Linked DNA regions of Homo sapiens: region 2 is linked to region 1. Evidence: read pairs that join two places in POLR2A ChIA-PET (ENCODE). Cell type or tissue: A673. All regions are shown on one strand. Links, peaks and the distances in the headings refer to the core of each region. The heading gives the core; the rest is flanking DNA. Region 1 overlaps AKAP7 (A-kinase anchoring protein 7). Region 2 overlaps MED23 (mediator complex subunit 23).

Region 1 (10,408 bases), core at 1,429-9,428:
AAGGGCCATTATCAAAAAAATAGAAAATAACAAGTGTTGGAGCCCTAGTACACTGCTGGTGGGAATGTAAAATAGTCCAGCTGCTATAGAAAACATTAAGACAGTTCCTCAAAAAATTAAAAATTAAACTACCATATGATTTAGCAATTCCACTTCTGGTTACATATCCAAAAGATCTGAACTCAAGGTCTTGAAGAGATATTTATACATCCATGTTCATAGCTGCATTATTCACAATAGCCAAGAGTCCATCAACAAACCCATCAACAGATAACAAGATAAGCAAAATGTGGTATGTACATATACCACGGAATATTATAAAGCATTAAAAAGGAATAAAGTTCTGACATGATACAGCATGGATGAACCTTAAGGACGTTATGTTAAGTGAAATCAGCCAGTCACAAAAAGATAAATACTACATGATTTCACTTCTATGAGGCAGCTACACAGTCAAATTCATAGAGACAGAAAGTAGAATGGTGGTCGCCAGAAGCCAGGGGAAGGAGGGAGTGAGGATTTGTTTTTCATGGGTATGGAGTTTCCATTTTGCAAGAATAAAAAGATTCCGTAGATTGGTTGCACAATAATGTGAATATACTTAACACTACTGAACTATGTGTTTAAAAAAAGTTAAGATGGTAAATTTCATATTATATGTATTTTACTATAGTTAAAAATTATTTTTTTTTTCAGACGGACTCTTGCTCTGTCACCCAGGCTGGAGTACATTGGTGCCATCTCAGCTCACTACAACCGCTGCCTCTTGGGTTCATGCGATTCCCCTGCCTCAGCCTCCTGAGCAGGTGAGATCACAGGTACCCACCACCATGCCTGGCTAATGTTTTTGTATTTTTAGTAGAGATGGAGTTTCACTATGTTGGCCAGGCTGGTTTCAAACTCCTAACCTCAAGTGATCTACCCGCCTCAGCCTTCCAAAGTACTAGGATTACAGCATGTCCAGCCAAAACTAATTTTTTTTTTAAATAAAAAAGATCAGTGGCTGTTGTCTGATCATGTGAAGAATGTAAAAGTTTCCATGGGATGGCAGCAGCGTCAACTAAGGCATGAAGACATGACATGGCCCAGTGCCTCAGGGGACCTCTAAGTAGTTCAGCATATCTTAAACAATGGGTGCAGCATGGACAACACAAGAAATAAGGCTAAATACACAGGCAAGAATCAAGAAGCTGAGAATCTTAAATGACACAGCAAGAAGAATAGATTTTATCCTAGATCCAACAGTAAGTCAATAAATTCTTTTAAGCAGGGAGCATAAAAATGCTTAGTTTTGTGCTTTAGAAAAAGAGTCTGGAAGCAAAGCGGCAGACTGTAGACCAGGAGACTATTGCAGTAGAATGGGTGAAAGATGAACAGAGCTTGGACTGAGGCACAGCAATAGGAACAGAAAGTAGGGAACGAATGGGAGTGATATTTAAGACAGAAAATTTACAGCATTTGATGACTATGAATATCTAAAATGACTGATGCTGGGGTTTAGGATGACACCTACATTTCTTGATGTTCCTGGTGGAAGAGTAGGGAGATTGACCATGATGGTAAATACAAAAAGTGAAACATGGGGCCAGGCGCGGTGGCTCACACCTGTAATCCCAGCATTTTGGGAGGCCGAGGCAGGCAGATCACCTGAGGTCAGGAGTTTGATACCAGCCTGGCCAACATGGTGAAACCCTGTCTCTACTAAAAATACAAAAATTAGCCAGGCATGGTGGCAGGCGCCTGTAATCCCAGCTACTCAGGAGGCTGAGGCAGGAGAATTGCTTGAACCCAGGAGGCTGAGACAGTGCCACTGCACTCCAGCCTAGGCAACAGAGTGAGACTCCATTTCAAAAAAAAGAGAAACATAGTTAAACAGAGAGTCAGGTCCAGAAATCTAAAAATATAAATGCTTAAAGAAAAAAGAGATAAGCTAATGAAGAAAGCTGAGAAGATACATTGAGAGAAGTATTAAAAAAAAAAAAAACAAAACAAACAAAAAAAGAAAGTGGTGTCTCAGAAACCAAAAGGAGAATTTAAAGAAGGGAGTCCTCAGTTGTATGAATAAATCTAGAGCATTCGTTAGATTCAGCAATTACAAAGCTATCAGGGGCCCACGATGTGGCATGCAGTGAAGTAGGCCATAGCCTACTGACCGCAGGAGGTTTGAGAAAAGGACAGTAATGAACTAAAGACAGATAATGCAGGCAACTCTTTTAAAGATTCTGGATAGGAAAGGTACAATGAAGATTTTTAAATTTTAAAGATTCTAGGTAGGAAAGGTACAGAGAATACAGGCAACTCTTTTAAAGATTCTGAGTAGGAAAGGTACAATGAAGAAGCTAGCAGGAGATTCAAGATCAAGAGATTTTTCTGTAGCTAATTCTTAGGATTTTTTAACTTTGTTTTTTGTTTGTTTAGGGATAGGAAAGGTGTTATTGAGCAAGTAAAGTTGGGGGAAAGGAGGTAATAAAGACAAAGGGTTGAAAACACAGAAGCACAGAGAGGGAAGAAGTAACTGGTACAGCAAGATCCTGGTTGAGTCCAGCAGACCAAGAACACAGCTGAAGGGGTTAGTCTTAACTAGATAAAGGACACCTCTTTTCCCAAAACTGTATGAGAATTTAAAAGCCAAATGCAGTAGCAGATAGGTTCACCAAGCACAGGGACTTGAAGTGAGCAGATCCCAGCCTCAGTGCCATCTGCTGAGAGAGGGGTAGAAGGTTATAGTTGCTCCAAACAGGGGGCTGGGGCAGCAACAGCAGACATGAGGAAAACTGAGCAGAAGCAGTGGACCTGCCGAGCCAAGGCTCTGAGTGTGGAAAACATACATTTGCAGGAGAGCCAACCTACATGACTGTGTGATTTCTTCATTTTCTCATTCTTTTGATGAATACTTATTAACAACTTATTTATTTATTTATTATTTATTTATTTATTTATTTATTTATTTGAGACAGGGTCTTTTTCTGTCACCCAGGCTGGAGTATGGTGGCATATTCACAGCTCGCTGCAGCCTCGCCCTCCCAGACTCAAGCAATCCTTCCACCTCAGCCATCTAAGTAGCTGGAATCAAGGCATGCACCATCATGCCAAGGTAATTTTTTTCTATCTTTTGTAGAAACAAAGTCTCACTATGTTGCCTAGGCTGGTCTTAAACCGCTGAGCTCAAGCAATCTTCCCTCCTCAGGCCCCCAGAGTGCTGGGATTATGTGAGCCTTAACGCGTTTTATGTGTCACACATTATAGACAGTACTGGGTATACACTAGTGACCAAAACAGTCATGGTCCTGGCCCTCGTGGAGCCTAATCTAGCCACAAAGATAGTCAATCAAATAGACAATAACGGGCCAGGCACGGTGGCTCACGCCTGTAATCTCAGCACTTTGGGAGGCCCAGGCAGGCAGATCACTTGAGGTCAGGAGTTTGAGACCAGCCTGGCCAACATGGAGAAACTCCGTCTCTACTATAAACACAAAACTTAGCTGGGTGTGGTGGCAGGCACCTGTAATCCCAGCTACTCGGGAGGCTGAGACAGGAGAATCACTTGAACCCAGGAGGCAGAAGTTGTGGTGAGCCAAGATTGTGCAACTGCACTCCAGCCTGGGCAACAGGGCGAGACTCCATCTCAAAACAAACAAACAAAAAAAAAACCGAATAGACAATAAGGTAATCACAACCTGTGATGAGACCTATGAGGGCATCCCACTGGGTACAGTGATAGAGAGCTTACTTATAAAAATACTCTACTCACAGTGGGCAGGGACTCTCTGAAGTGGTGACATTTGAGATCCTAAGAATGAAAAGGTCTAAGCAGAAGGAACACTCAGGCATTTTCAGAAGATCTATGGCAGAAAAGACTCTGTTGAGTCCAGTACCTGTAAGAAGCAAGTTCAAGTGGGGCACAGTGGGCAGGGAGAGAGGACCACGATAAGGCAGGAGATATAGGCAGTGGACCAGAACATGGAGGATATTGTGGGCTACAGCAAGGAGGGTGGATTTTATTTTGCCCAGGTGTTGGCGCAAAAAAGCAAATGACTGGATTGGATCTGCCATCGGTGTTTCCCAGACAGGTCAAACAGAAGGAGATAGGACAACTGAAAGAGCCACCAAGAGAATGGCATACCTTGAGGCCTTGTCTACTTTAAGAATGAATACATCCATGCTGCCTTGAAAGAGGCCAAGCCTGGGTGAGGTTCCGGAGCATTAGCAGTAGTGGAAACGAAGTAAATGGCAACTAGAATGGGAAGTTGTCGTGATAGCTATAACTAAGTTTAAGGTCTCAGAAATATGCTTATGAATGGCAGAGTGGTGTATGGGTGTAGGATGCTAACGTCAAAGAAGTCAAGGGATTTTAAGAAAAGCAACAGCTGTGATGGCAGTAGTGGGAATGGAGTATTTATCATTAATAATAATAGTTACCATCTATTTAACATTGTCTGCGTGCCCAATACTGTGCTAAGCACTTCGTATAGATTATCTCACTTTATTTTCAGAACGGTTACTATTATGCCCATTGCACAAATAAAGAAACTGAAGGATTGGGAGGTGAAGTAAATTGCTTAAAACCACTCAGCTGGTAACAGGCTGCACAGGAATGCAAATGGTTCTGACTGACTCCAAAGCTCACTTTGTGCCAGGATGGCTGGACAGATTGTGCTCGTGCTACTGAAGGACGCAAGCATTGCAATGTGAGCTATGAAACAAAATCCTCAAAATAGGAGAGGAAATATTCAGATGACAGCAAAAAGAGAGGCAGAAGTTAACAAAACCAGGTAACATGAACCACCAATAAGGAAAGACCTTTGCGTGAGGATATAACAGGGACAAAGCAACAGAAAACTAAGAGAATGTGGATGATACCTCTGGGTCCTGTGGAATTTGGGATTGGGTGAAATGAGCAGCCTTCACCTAGAGGAAGCTGTGATTTCAATCAGGTAAGAGCCGAGTTTCAGCTAAGGCAAGAAGAGGTGTTCCTGGAAAATGTTTAGGGAGTCCGGTTGCTAATTTACAATGTAACAGAATAGCATAGTAATTAAGAGCACAGAATTTGGAATCAGACTGGTTGGATTTGAGTCCTGGTTCCACTACTCACTAACAAATTACTTAACTTCTTTGTGCCTCAGTTTCCCTGCCAAATGGGAGTGATGACAATGGTCTTCCTACTGTTTGGATGTGGTTTTTCCCCACCAAAACTCATGTTGAAATTTGATTCCTAACATGGTTGTGCTGGAGATGGAGCCTTGTGGGAGGTGTTTGGGTCACAGGGGTGGATCCCTCATAAATAGATGAATGCCTTACATCAGGAGTATGTTCTCACTTTCATGGGACTGGATTAGTTACTAAAGAGTACGCTCTCATAAAAGTGAATTAGGCTTCCTAGATTCTCACTTGCTTCCTCTATCGGCAAGTGATCTCTTTGCATGCACCCACTCACTTTTCCACTTCTCTGCCATGTTTTGACCCAGCATGTGGTTCTCACCGGGAGCCAGCCAGTGCAGTGCTATGCTCTTGAACTTCCCAGCCTGCAAAATTGTGAGCTCAATAAACGTCTTTCCTTCATAAATTACCCAGCCTCAAGTATTCTGTTATAGCAACACAAAATGAACGAAGACAGCCCATACCTCATAGGTTTGTCAGGATGAAATTGATATTTAATAAGATAATTAGAATAATGCCTGGTACAAAGTCAGTCCATTTAGAAAGTGTTTGATTGAAAATCAAGTAAATAAAAGAGGTGAGAATAAAAAGGATTAAGAGAGAGATGAGAAAGGAGAGGAAGGATGAAGTGTGCTTGGAGGCATATGCAAACAGAGGCAGGGTATAAAACTAAGGCTCTAATGGCCTCAATGGTGCAGGTCTGTGAATGCAGCCATCCTAGTTAAGAAGACAAGCTGGTCTTCTAAGTGAAGTGTGGCTAAGTTATTTTTACGTTTCTGAAGAAAGCGTAGCCCAAGCCATTAGGGGAACGGTTAGCAGGCTGCTGGGACACCCACCAGCCTGTGGTGGTCAGAAATCCAAGACTTCATGTAGTAATAGAGCACCCTAGAAGGGCCTAAAGATACCAGAAACTGAACAGATTCTTCACAAGGAGCAGAAAACACGGAATGTAGTCTCTCCATCTTTTGGGGGAAATGACAGTCAAAATGAAAGAAAGCATAATGTTCAAATGAACATTCTAAAAACCTTTCATTTTTTCTTGTATGAGATAAATGTACTTAGAATCTTTTATCATGCTAACCAAGGGCACTTTTCTATTTAAAAAAAAAAGTTTTGCAAGAACTATTATAATTCTAGTGGGCTAAATTTTTAGCAATCTCTCAGTCTCGCAAGCTTAAAATTATATATGGCTGAAAAAATGAATGAAATCACATATCCATTTCTATGCAAAAAGCTTTTCAATGCAATTTCATCATTCATTATAAAATGTGGGAACATGCCATATAAATGCAAAATTTTCAATATCTTCTTAATTCTATCAGCTACTGGGTAATTCTAGGAAAGAAGGTGCTGTTTTATTCTGGAAAAAAAAAAAACACACAGGATCACTCAAGGTCAAGCTAGGAAGCTGAGACACAGCCTCTGATGCCATACACCTTACCTGCTCCCTCAAGTGGCTACCACCATAAGCCCACATGTACATGTGATGCAAAGAAGGGCTTGGTCTCTTTAGCCCACCAGCAGGTACCAAAAATAACTGTTAGTAACAGCATAATTTTAATGGTGTAGGAAAAAAGAAATATCTTTTTCTCACCCATCCTATATTCATTGTTATAGACAACTCCATAAAAAAGACAGATTAACAAGAGACAAGCATACCAATTTATTTAATAGAAGTTTTATGAGACATGGGACCTTTTATAAGAAAATAATGACCCAAATAAACATGTAAACCTGTGTATTTTTATGCTATGTTTGATGAAGAAGTGGATAGTTGTGGAGAAGTACAATTGAATTAAAAAGTATGATCTAATGGCAATAAACTGGGGGAAACTTAGCAAGGCCTACTGACTCAGCTTCTCCTCTGTGACCCGGTGTCCTCAGAAAGGAGGATGTTCCATTCCTCCAGGCATAGAGAGCGCATATCTCAAATGTGGGTCTTATGACCTCCTTCAGGGAAGGGCAGGAGGGCAGAGAGTGACTTTCCTACTTCTGCTGTTTTCTCAAATTCCTTTAGCTTAAAATATTATGGAGTAGCATATCCTGACCCCCATTAATGGTAAAAGCTCATCAATTTAGACTTTACTAGTTCAAAATGTCCAATAATTTTCTTCAATTTTACACATTAAAAATTCTAAATGACTCTTTATCCTGCCAATATTTAGTAATGAGTACAAAGAGTAGTGTCTGAAATTGGTTCCTTTTTTCCTAAGAACTATGTAACACTTTAAGAATTTATTTTTTTAACTTGTAAATCTAAAAACTCTCTCCATGAAAATTAGGTAAATCAGACTCAAACTTTGAACAACACAGGTTTGAACTAAGCAGGTCCACTTATATATGGATATTTTTCAACAGAAGTTACACACGTGTGCCTGCCCCTCCTGCCTCCCCACTTCCACCTCCACCTCTTGTGCCTCTGCCACCCCTAAGACAGCAAGACTCACTCCTCCTCTTCCTCAGTCCACTCAATGTGAAAATGATGAGGTTGAAAACCTTTATGATCATCCACTTCCACTTAATCAACAGCAAACATGTATTCTCTTTCTTAGGATTCTCTTAATAGCATCTTCTTTTCTCTAAATTATTTATCGTAAGAATATAGTATATATTAATAATACATGTAACATATACAATATGTGTTAATCAATTGTTTATGTTATCAATAAGGCTTTCAGTCAATAGTAGACTATTAGTAGTAAACTTCTGGAGGAGTCGAAAGTTACATGGGGAATTCTGACTACGCAGGGTTCTGGGCACCAATCCCCACATTGTTCAAAGGTCAACTAGAATTACTTTCTTTACAAATTATCCTGCTTTACAGTAAGTCAGTCTAGCTCTGTCTCCATTATTTTGAATGAACAAAATTTTAATATTCCTGTGTAGGCATATACATACAATTTATTACAAAGTTTTAAGAAACTTTGGTCAATGGAATATATTCTTCTGAGAGTTAGAATATATCATTTGAACAAACAGCTTATAAAATATGGTACAAAAACAAATATTAAATCATTTTACTGATACTGTTGGGTTAAAGTGGCACTAATCCTAAGGCATTCTTTTTTTGAGATGGGGTCTCACTCCATTGCCCAGGCTAGAGTGTAGTGGCACAATCATGGCTCACTGTAACCTCCAGGCCCTGAGCTCAAGTGATCCTCCTACCTCAGTCTGCTGAGTGGCTGGGATTATCGGCGCAAGCCAGTGTGCCCAGCCTGAGGCATTCTTTTAAAAATATATCTAAAGAAGTAAAATATTGACAAAAATCCCATGTGCTGAACATTCTGAATATCTGAACACTATGTAAATAGAGGCTATATCTAAACTTCAATGCCTGACACAGTAAGTCCCCAATAATTAATAAATACATGTTGCTTCAGTAAGTGAATAAAGTTTTCCATGTATATTCAAATATTTAGGTTCCTTATAAAAGTGCATAAAAATTATAATAAAAACAATAGTACAATACACACATAAAAGATTAAAAGCAAGTATAACAGTGATTGTATGAGGGGAAAAGAATGTTGTTCTCCCTCCAGCTTCTATTTTTTATAATGTTTTGTTGAAACTTTTGAAAAACATAAGTATTTTTAATCAACAGTACCTAATACCTCTGGAATCAAGAAAGGAATTACAGGAGCAGTAACAACAAACCAACATCTTCGGGCTTATATTCATATTAAAGCTGGTGATACTTCACATTCCTCAGCACACAATGGATCTTTCATCAATATTGGAAAATGCCTTTGTGAGAATATTTGCAAAGAATGGATGGAATTCTCAATGTTGCAAGCACCCAGTGAATTATTTAAAAGAACAATGAATGAATGAGTAATTAGAAATGTTTCTTGAGTGCAGAGATATTTATATTACCAAAGAAAAGCTCTAAGTCTAGCATTTTTTCCAGAGCAGCCAAGAAGAAAAGATTAAGTTTAACTGTGGACTATCAGTCCCAAATGATTTGCCCAGGAAGAAAAGATTAACTGTGGGCATTGGTCCCAGATGATTTGCCCTCAGAACAATTAGAGTTGCCTTCTCATTGGCCTACTAATGATTTTAAGTACTCCTTGACTTGTAAATATTGCTTATTTGTTTGCATGCTTGCTTACATGTTTTGCTTCACCCTATCCCTAAAAATAGGATTTAAGATAACTCCAAAGAAGTATACACTATAATAAGTAAATTTAAAATAAAGAAAATGAGACAAACAGAAACTAAAACTGGAAAGATAACATGAAGCCAGGTATGAGGTAAGTGCACAAAAAGAATAGCATTATGTCCTATATTCTAAATTGAAGTATGCAATAAACTGGATTCTAAGTGTTCAAGTAACCAATTCTAACCCAAAGACACAAGTTAAATGTTCAACATTCATTAGGTAAAAAACAACATGTTCAAGAGAAATAGTCCTGATATTAAAATTAAAAAGAATTTTTTCTTTTTTCTTTTTTTTTTTTTTTTGAGATGGAGTCTCGCTCTGTCACCTAGGCTGGAGTGCAGTGGCACGATCTCGGCTCACTGCAACCTCCGCCTCCCGGGTTCAAGTGATTCTCCTGCCTCGGCCTCTTGAGTAGCTGGGACTACAGGTCCCATCACACCCTGCTAATTTTTTGTATTTTTAATAGAGACGGGGTTTCACCATATTGGCCAGGCTGGTCTCCAGTACTGGCCACTCCTGACCTCACGATCTGCCCACCTCGGCCTCCCAAAGTGCTGGGATTACTGGCATGAGCCGCCGCACCCAGCCAAAAAGAATTTTTTCTAATCAACTCATGTTATTTAACAAGATATAATCAACATTTGTAATACTTAAAATAAACACAGAGAATTTCCATAAACCTGTTTCTTAGAAAATCATCAAATAATGCCAAAAGAATTATAGTAAAAGCAATTCTGTAATATCAATTCTACAAAGTTTTACATGATTTTGTCTAAGTACCTATACAATTTTTTTGATGGTCTGGCTTAGTCTAGAAATGTATTTCTCAGTGAGAGGAATAGACGCTCTTGCAACAAATAGAAAAAGAAAGGAGGGGCTGGGCACAGTGGCTCATGCCTGTAATCCCAACACTTTATGAGGCTAAGGTGGGACAACTGCTTGAGGCCAAGAGTTCAAGACCAGTCTGGGCAACATAGTGAGACTCCAACTCTTAAAAAAAAAATTAGCTGGCCATGGTGGCACACACCTGTAGCTGAGGCAGGAGGATCGCTTGAGCCTAGGAGGCTCAAGGCTGCAGTGAGTCATGATTGC
Region 2 (10,408 bases), core at 1,665-9,664, 420 kb before region 1:
TATTATAGTTAGGATCTGAATTTTTCCTTACTGTTAAAGTAGAAAATAAGAAAATATGGAGAATATATATGTGTGTGGGCGTGTGTATTTTCACAATCAAATCTTTATATTTTACTCAATGTGACTTTCTTCAAATATCTTTTCATGCATAGCCTTTAATAATTGGTACCTTAAATTGTCTTTTTCCTCCAGGTCAGCTTTTGCCAACTGTTTTCAAATCACATGCATGGGGGATCTTACACACACTCCTTGAGATGTTTAGCTACCGGATGCATCATATTCAGCCTCATTACAGAGTTCAGCTCCTGAGTCATCTTCATACTTTGGCTGCAGTTGCACAAACAAACCAGAACCAGCTCCATCTTTGGTGAGCTCATTGAAGACCATCTTTCCTTAAGATTTATTAGAAACTTTCTTGGAGATGAGGTTCTTAATCCTTTACCTTTACCTTATAGTTTTTTTTTTTATTATTATTCATCTGTCATAAAACTTCTCTGCTTCTAAAGTATTTTGTTTCCAGTATAGGAGCAGAGTCCAGCTTTTTAAATAGAAACTGATTAAGATAGTTGAGTCCTTCCTTCAGGATCTTTGGACTGAGAATTAGTACTTCCAGGGTATTTATTATTATGTTGTAACTTAGCCCTTTAGAATGCTGGTTTTAAGTATACTTCAGATTATGGTTAAAGTATCATGTCACATTGATTTTGCTTTACATTAAAATATATTTTAGATAGAAAAATATAATTTTTGAAATGCAGTATCTCCAGGTGAAATTTTTTAGTCCTATAGGCGACAAGCCATCTTTTTCAAATGTGTAAAAAGTCACGATTTTCACTATAAAATTGGACACATTAGGTTTTTTAAACAAATTAAGCAACATTTATTCTCACACAAAAGTGTTTTTTTAAAGAAGGGATAGTCATAGATTGCATGTTTTTCCATTGTAATTAACCTTAGATTTAATTCCATAATTCTGAAATTTTTTTACATTTCTTTTTATTCTCCCAATTTTCAGTGTCGAGAGCACTGCTCTCAGGCTTATAACAGCATTAGGTAGCTCAGAGGTACAACCGCAGTTTACACGCTTCCTTAGTGATCCCAAAACAGTGCTCTCAGCAGAATCTGAAGAACTGAACCGAGCCTTGATATTGACCTTGGCTAGAGCAACTCATGTAACAGGTACGGTGAATATGTGACTACAAACAACAACAGATGAATTAAAGTGTGCCATGATTCTACTAATTACTATAGTTGTAACATACTAAAAAGATACTTTTCATTTGTTTGAAAAAAGCCTGTTGTTTTGATATCTTCACTATTTCACTCATTTATGGAAGCTCTTTTGTGTACCATCATTCTATTAATAACTGCGTTGAGCATCGTTTTCAGCTATCCATAATTTTAAAGTAGTAATACTTTAAGCTTTTTGGTCTCAGGACTGCTTTACACTCTTAAAAACAAAATTGAAATTCCCAAAGAGTTTCTGTTTATATGGATTATATCTATGGATATTTATTATATTAGATATTAAAATTAAGAAGTTTAAAAATATTTATTAATTTGTTTTTAAATAGCAATAATAAACATTACATGTTAATATATGATGTTATAAAAAAAGTATATTTTCTAAAGCAAAACTTTAGTGAGAAGAGGTGCCATTGTTTGACATTTTTGCTTCTCTAATATCTGGTGTAAAGGAAGACATAGTTTGGATTCTCATCTGCTTAGACATTTAATCCATTGAAGTTTTAGTTGAAGTAAGTGAAAAATGTGGCCTCACACAGATGAGGTTGGAAAGAGAGGAGTATTTTAATAGCTTTTTCAGATAATTGGGAATGTTCTTTGACATCACATGGAAAAATGATAGTTGCTTAAAGGTTAGCTGCAATATGGAATCCAAAACCCCCAGTAAACTTCATGTACTTTGTTACATTATAATCTGTACATCTGTTTTATACATTTAGTGGATTTTTAAATCCATGCATGTTTTGTAACTTCATGAATTATTCATTTTGAAAATACTGGTTCACTGAGTTACGTAGATCTAGCAAACGTTGACATTTTGTTTATACAGTATCAGAAAATTACATTTGTTAATATCACTGCAAAGTTTATTAGAAAAATCTAAGTTTTGGAATGCTATCATGTCGTGGTAGATACAGGTTTTCCAAAATTTCAATTTTTACTTGAAAGGTCAAATTTTATCATTGGAAAAAGTTACTATCATTTGTTTTCCTTAAAGTGACAAGCTCATTTTGTTAATTTTCAAGAAAATGTCTGCTAAATACGTAAGTCTAGCTAGCTATAGTTTTCTGTCAGACGTTCTTTCAAGTAAAATTGGAATTCAAAAAAAAAAAAGCAGCTGATTTAACTCAGTGCTCAGTCAGTCACACAAGTGCACAAGTGTTTTTCCTCAAGACACCCATCAAACTTGGAACACTAGGCATATGCTTCCCCTTTTGTTACATATGATGTTAAAAATAGGTGTCGAGATTGACACTGGCACTTTTCTTTCACTGAGTGCATGTGCTGGAGAATACAAAGCCTTTTCATCTAGTCTGGCACCACTGTTTGATTTGTGCTTAGGACCAGCAGTTTTACCACCATTGCTTTTGTACCGTCAGTGCTCATACCAAGTGAAAAAGCCTGATATCTTTTTATTATTATTTGACCTCATTGAATCTTTGAAGGGCTATTGGGGAATCCCCAAGAGGTCTACAGACCACACTTGAGAACTGATGTTTTAAAGAGATAGTTATTGGTTTTAGCAACCTCAAATACGTTTATGTAAATTATTTTGTTTTACATAAAGAACCCTCTTCAATTCTGAGATTTATACATGCATTATGTAATTATTTCACTCACCAAAAAAGATATCTTTCTTTATTCTGTTCCCTTGGCCGAATAAAGTACTACTAAATCAGTGTCAAAGTAAATGAACAGTAGTGATGGGCTTGTATTACTGTTATCGCTGGTACTCTGTAACCTCAAAAAAAGAGATTTCAAATGTCTTTTGTCATCTTTTCATAAACTGTTCTCATATTTTCTAATGTGATCATCCAGATCATTCATAAACTAAGCAAATTTAGGTTCTAAGCTGAATATAACTAGTTAAGCAGTGAATGCACTGCAGTGAAATTCTCAGTGTACATAATTATTATTTTCGCTATAATCTTTTATGAATTGTGGATATAATCATTTATATCTGGATTACATCTATTTGTTTATGTTTAGATTTTTTTACAGGCTCTGATTCAATTCAGGGAACTTGGTGTAAAGACATACTTCAGACCATCATGAGTTTCACTCCTCATAATTGGGCTTCACACACCCTGAGCTGTTTTCCAGGCCCACTACAGGTAATTTGGTCTTGAATTACTTATTGAATGCACATGAAATCCTTCTTCCCATTCACAATGGTGTTCTAGAGTGAGTCTTGGTGACTTCTGAATAAAATTAGCTTTTATTTATTTTAAAAAATATTTAGGGGCTGGGCATGGTGGCACAAGCCTCTAGTCTTAACTGCTTGAGAGGCTGAGGCAAGGGGGATGGCTTGAGCCCAGGAATTCAGGTTCACAAGGAACTATGGTCACACCACTGTACCACAGCCTGGGTGACAGAGCCAGACCCTGTCTGTAGAAAAAAAAAAAAAAGTCATTACTTACAAAATCTCTCAAGTTGTTCTGTGTCCTACTCTGGTACTGGACATGTTTCTAAAAATTTAATTATTATGGTTTCATCTTAGTTAACAGTTTTAAGGGGAGGAAGAGTAGAAAGAGGAAAAAAATAAAAGTGAAAAAAATTGAAAAAGAGAAAAAAATAGTTAATGGTTTTAGAATCTCATGAAAATTAACATAGTACCTGAAAACTTTTTTCTCTCTCATAGAACTGAAATGGGGAGAAGTATAACGTAATGGAGCTTCACAGAGTGTGCGTAATATGACACTTCACTGAATTTTTTTCTTAATCACAGAAAAACTGTAAACCTGGCTTTTCTAATAAGGAGAAAGGCAAACCTCATCTGTCTTCTCCTTTTCAGAAAAAATGTTAGGCATGATGAACATCCATTTTTCATAACTCCTGGTAGGGCTAGAGCATTTGGTTTTTAAACTTACCAAATCACCTGGAGGGCTTGCTAAGCTGCAGTTGGCTGGGCCCCCAGCCACAGAGCTTCTGATTCAGTAAATCTGGGATAAGGTCTGAGAATTTTGCATTTCTTGTAAGACCCAGATGATGCTGATACCGCTGGTGTTGGGACCACACTCTGAGAATCACTGGGCTAGTGCAATGGATTTTCCTCAAAGACACTAACATATGTAGCCAAAGGGTAGAGACACTTCATTCTTTTTTTTCTTTTTAAGATTGGCGGAAGTATCAACAGATGATTGAAGAAGCTTTGAATTCAGGCTTACTTAGAATTTCCATTTAGGAAATCTAGGAAAAGGAATCTTGGAGATAATCTAGTCAAGCTTATGTATTTTCCAGACACAGAAATTCAGGCCTTAATTGCTGAGTTGCTCAAGGTGACCTAGAGTTTATTAGTGTCAGAATCAAGTCTAGAACTGGTTTATTAACTCCATATCCAGTGCTCTTTCTACTATAACCAATGAAATAAACTTCTAATCCTCTTTTTAGGCATTCTTCAAACAAAATAATGTGCCTCAGGAAAGCCGTTTTAATCTGAAAAAAAATGTGGAGGAGGAGTATAGGAAGTGGAAGTCAATGAGCAACGAAAACGACATTATTACCCACTTCTCTATGCAGGGCTCCCCTCCTCTCTTTCTTTGTCTTCTCTGGAAAATGCTCTTGGAAACAGATCATATTAATCAGATTGGCTATAGGTAAGTCAAAAACCTAATTTGCATTCCATTTGGCAAATTGTTGTATCCATACAACAATGGAGTTTATGTTTTACTCTCTGCCTTCCAGAGTATTAGAGAGAATTGGAGCCAGGGCCTTGGTAGCCCATGTGAGGACATTTGCAGATTTCCTGGTATATGAGTTTTCTACATCAGCAGGGGGTCAGCAACTCAATAAATGCATTGAAATTCTTAATGACATGGTATGGAAGTATAACATTGTTACACTGGACAGATTAATTCTCTGCCTGGTAAGAATAAATACATTTCTAAGCTTATTCTCTTAGATCAAGATGTATGACTAATATATGTTATGCCAATCTGCTCTATATTGCTTTGAAGGATTTAATGAATTTATACTATATCAAGCATTGCTGTCACTTCCCTAAAGAGCCGGAAATTTTCCAATTTCTGTTTTTGTTTGTTTTTGTTTTTTTGTTTGTTTTTTGAGACAGGGTCTCGCTCTGTCGCCCAGTGCAGTGGCGTGATCATGGCTCACTGCAGCCTCAACCTCCTGGTCTCAAGCAATCTCCTCCTGCCTCAGCCTCCTGAGTAGCTGGGAGTACAGGCATATGCTACCATACCCAGCTAGTTTTTTTTCTTTTTAACTTTTTTATAGAGATGGGGTTTCTCCATGTTGCCCAGGCTGGTCTCGAACTCCTGGGCTGAAGCAATCCTCCCTCTTCAGCTTCCCAAAGTGCTGGGATTACAGGCGTGAGCTACTGCTTCCAGCCCCAATTTCCTTATTCATTCATTTAATAAGTACATATTGAATATCAACTGTGTTCTATGTATAGAAGGTACAGAAGTAAATAAAATAGATGTGGTCCTAGCCTTGTGATACTTTGAAAATATGAGCAATTAGACCCTGAGTTGATTCTCCAAAACTCCCACTAGAGGGAGGAAGTAGCAGTAAGTCACTGTGTTTCTTTACAGAGTGCGAATATAACCATTTCTGTACACTTTGGTAACAAACATTCCCCAAATGTTTTTTTCTTCTCCTGACTTTGATGTCTATTTCCAGCAGAATTTTTTTTTTCTTTTTTTTTTTTTTTTTTTTTTGATATGGAGTCTTTCTCTGTCGCCCAGGCTGGAGTGCAGTGGCGTGATGTTGGCTCACTGCAAGCTCTGCCTTCCGGGTTCACGCCATTATCCTGCCTCAGCCTCCCAAGTAGCTGGGACTACAGGTGCCCACCACCACACCCGGCTAATTTTTTGTATTTTTAGTAGAGATGGGGTTTCACCGTGTTAGCCAGGATGGGCTCAATCTCCTGACCTCGTGTTCTGCCCGCCTCGGCCTCCGAAAGTTCTGGGATTACAAGTGTGAGCCACCGCGCCTGGCCTTCGGGTAGATTTCTTTAAAAAGATATTGAAGTAGGCTGGAAAATGCTACATTGAAAAAAATTCTATGGCGGTGACATTTGGAGTGGCATAGTTTAACGTTAACCCCTTAGCTGTGGAGCATAGATATAAAAGTAGTTATTATATTTTAGGGGGAATAATGTAAGTCTATAAATCAATAAGATGTCAGGATAAGATGGAGGTGTAGAAAAAATATTTCTAGGAAACAGTGAGAAATCTTATCTGCTTAGGTGATAGCTGTGAAAGATAGATTAAATTTTTAAAAGTAAAGATGGACATCCCAGGCAGAAGGAATGGTAAGCCAGAAATAGGCAAGAAAGGTCATATATGTTTGGGGAATACTGAACAGTTGGTTTGGGATAGACTAGACGTCTAAGGAAATTATAATAGTGAGATTTTACTTTGTTAAAATCTAGGCTTTCAGATGGCCCTCATGATTTTACACAGGTTGAACATTTTCATATAATTTTTCTGTTGTTTTTCAAAGGCCATGCGTAGTCACGAAGGAAATGAAGCCCAGGTTTGTTATTTCATAATTCAGTTGCTGTTACTCAAACCAAACGATTTTAGAAATCGAGTAAGTGACTTTGTGAAGGAAAATTCCCCAGAGCACTGGTTACAGAATGACTGGCACACCAAGCACATGAATTATCACAAGGTACTAGTCCTAATTGGTATTTCAAATAGTCCTTTTAAAGCCATACTTGAGTATTTGATGAAGTGATTTGGCCGTTTTCTCTCTGGTTCTAATGTTTTTTCTCTTGTCTATATAGAAGTAAGTTAGCTCTCTGAACTTCTTCAAGGTTTGAGAGTTTCTATAATGTTGAGAATAAATTGAAACTGCAGTTTTAGTGGACATAAGGACTTCTATAAAAAGAAGTAAAGTATAATCAAGTATAATTTTAAATGTTTCCTTGCAAAAAAAAATCTAAACAATGTTTTCACATTTAGCTCTTTTAAGAGAATTTTTTAAAAAATGCTCTAACCATTTATCATCTTCTCAATTCCACAGAAATATCCAGAGAAGTTGTATTTTGAGGGCCTCGCGGAACAGGTGGATCCTCCTGTACAGATCCAGTCTCCCTATCTGCCCATCTATTTTGGGAATGTGTGTCTTCGATTCCTTCCAGTATTTGATATAGTAATCCACAGATTTTTAGAGTTGCTTCCGGTATCCAAATCACTGGAGACTCTACTGGATCATCTAGGAGGCTTATATAAATTTCATGGTGAGCTTTTTCCAATTTTAATTTCGTCTAATACCTCCATTATCAAAAGTAGGATGGGCAGGACCACATGGTAATAGTGGCTCTAAAGGTTTTATTTTAAATATTTTAAAAATGAAGTGTTTTGAGGATAAGTACTATGGATGGTGCCATGAAGTATAAAATATACAACATAAAAATATAAACAAAAGTATGAGTTCAGAACAGGGTGATGTTACTGTAAACTAAACAGATCTTGGCGGCCTTCTTGGATGGGTAGGATTTGGACTTGATGCATCCAATTTATAGCAGCAGCAGGGAAAATATAGCACACGAGGCAGAAGGGATCATTTGGGGGAAATCATGGAGGAGATAAAGTATATTTGAAGAAAAATTGCTACATTGGGTTGAATTGAAAATTCTTACCAGAGAGTTCTAGAAATAAGATTGGAAAGACAGATTGTACCTAACTGTAGATCACCTTGAATGCTAGGCTGATTTTGTAATTGCAGATAATAATCAACTGGAAGTTATTGAGTATGATCATGGCATAGGAAACATTATTTCAGAAAGATACATCCAGTTATAGTTGGCAGCAGTCTTAGGATGAAGCCATTACAAGGACATGTCAAAAAGCTCAGTTGTGTGATTAGTATCTAAGCAACAGTGGTTGCATTGAAAATGAGAGAAAAGGGACAAATGGTCACAAAAGAAGGAACAGGACTTGATTGGCTGGTTATAAGGAGAATATTGAAAGAAAAAGACAACTAAAATTTTAAGCATAGTTACTGGAGAGTGGCAGGGTCAGTGACAGAAATGTGAAGGTCCTGGAGCAGCCACTCTGGGAACAAAGTGTTTGTCTGGCAGGCAGTCCTGCTTCATCTTTAAGATACCTTCCCTCAGAGCAGAAGTATGAATTGTGTGTTAACATGGTAGAATAGGCATAAAGTTCAAGTGAGCGTTCTTTTAAAAACATTTTTCTTTTGGATTAGGTAATATACATACTTGATGGGGTGGAGTATACAGTGAAAGGTAATTAGTCCCATCCTGGCCTCCAGCTACCCAGTTTCTTTCGTAGGCAGCCAGTGTTACCAGTCTCTTGCCATCCCCTCTTAGATATCCTGGCTGGTTTTGTTTGTTTGTTTGTTTGTTTGTTTGTTTGTTTTAACACAAGTGTTCTGTACCCTGTTTGTTTCAACTTTATCATGTATTAGGGTTGGTCATTTGTATTAGTACGTAAAGAGCTGCCTCATACATGCCAGATTTACTTTATCAGTCCCCTGTTTTTGACCTTTTAGGCTGTTTTTCATCTTTCGCTAGTATAAACAGGGCTGCAATGACATCCCTTGTTGTATGTCAAGGGATTAAAATTTATGCAGGATAAATTTTCAGAAATGGAATTGCTTCCACTTAAATAAAAACAAATATAAATACAAACTGTATATTACTAGAAACATTCTGAGCCTTCTGCCTCTCCTCAGATTAAAATATTCATAGTATACAATTGCCCAGCATGTGAAGTTGTTTCATAAATCTTCTGAGCTGTTTTTCAGTTATCTGGAAAGCAGTTGATCAGTTTTTCACAGTTATTAGTAACCAGTTAAACATTGTGGTGGTATGTTTTTTTCTTGGCAGATCGTCCAGTGACTTATCTGTATAACACTCTGCACTATTATGAAATGCACCTGAGAGACCGCGCATTTCTCAAACGAAAACTCGTCCATGCGATCATTGGCTCTCTGAAGGATAATCGACCGCAGGGCTGGTGTCTAAGTGACACTTACCTGAAATGCGCTATGAATGCACGAGAGGAAAATCCTTGGGTTCCAGATGACACCTACTATTGCAGATTGATTGGCAGACTAGTCGATAATATCCTTTTTATTGTGATTTTAGACTCCCAGAAATAACAGTATTTTGATTTATGAGAATATATTTTTTCTTTTAAAGTAATTTTTTATGTATTTCAAGGTTTTAATTTTTTTTAAGATCACTTCCATTTTCATCTCTGTAAAGATTTGAAATCTTAAATTAACAGCATCATGCCAATTAGGCTGAAATTCTGTTAAAATTTTTATTTTAGAACTTGAGGATAAGCGGTAAAAAAATTATATTTAAAAATAGACTTTATGGAGATTTGTTTCAAAGAAAAAATCTTATTCTTACATACTATATTTTGTAGCACATGCATCTGTGTGCTACTGGAGAACGTAGGATCTTGTTACTTTAAAAAAATTAATGTTTGTAGTAAATAATAAATGATAAAATATATTTTTCTTTATTGAAAAGGTATATTTTAGTGAAAATATACTTGGATGTTTATTTCTTCATTTTGATTTTATATTTTCAGTTATTAGCACTCTATACTTAATGTCTATAACCATACCACTATTTTACTAGGTAAGAAATTCTACATAAATGAGCATGACTTATTTTCCTACACAAAGGAATTTATTTTCTGAAGCAAAAGAATGACTCATTAGAAAATAATTTTCATATTAATGTCTTATAACTATTAAAAGAAATAGGCTCATGAAACCTAGGTAAACCTTGGTTGCATCTGTGGCTATTATATGTCATATTTATAAGAACCCACCTGAAAGACCAACCATTTATACCTGTGGTTAATCAAATGGTTGCTTTTAATACATTTCAATCATGTCAAACTCATTTGTATTTGGTTTGCATTTGCCTCTTAATCTCTCTAAGCGTAGACAAATCACTTCTTGGCAGCTCATAATCAGATAAATTGACAATCAGATGAGATAGTCCAATTGTTATTGCTTTAACTGTGTGCACCGATGGCTGGCAAATCTCCTGGTCCCTTTCCAAACTGTGACTGGAGATTCAATGAGTTTCCCAACCCAGCTGCCCATGCTCTCCATGTTACTTGTGTGGAGCTCATGGCCTTGGCAGTTTCAGGCAAAGAAGTTGGGAATGCCCTTCTAAATGTTGTCCTAAAAAGGTATGTATTCTGGTTCA

What was found. Peaks named below come from ENCODE experiments on the same cell type or tissue, not always from the same donor. Only the 100,000 strongest peaks of a DNase experiment are listed, where the experiment ranks them.
Region 2: POLR2A ChIA-PET joins it to region 1 with 6 read pairs; 2 of 35 experiments call an interaction of 5 or more read pairs at or near these places.

The regions. Positions count from the first base shown.
Region 1 is chr6:131,172,411-131,182,818 of GRCh38, reverse strand. The region is part of intron 5 of AKAP7 (A-kinase anchoring protein 7); the gene reads right to left. Among named protein-coding and RNA genes, the nearest start is that of AKAP7, 42 kb to the right of the region's middle. In A673, for the core only: no CTCF peak of the experiment used is centred there; a DNase peak (open chromatin) is centred at 9,118; H3K27ac peaks cover 1,102 bases.
Region 2 is chr6:131,592,989-131,603,396 of GRCh38, reverse strand. MED23 (mediator complex subunit 23) reads left to right here. Exons shown (of 29, transcript NM_004830.4): 16 at 193-367; 17 at 1,016-1,179; 18 at 3,235-3,359; 19 at 4,636-4,841; 20 at 4,930-5,110; 21 at 6,709-6,879; 22 at 7,234-7,450; 23 at 9,062-9,298; 24 at 10,226-10,391. Among named protein-coding and RNA genes, the nearest start is that of ARG1, 25 kb to the right of the region's middle. In A673, for the core only: a CTCF peak has its summit at 5,753 (motif pointing right); a DNase peak (open chromatin) is centred at 5,766; H3K27ac peaks cover 706 bases.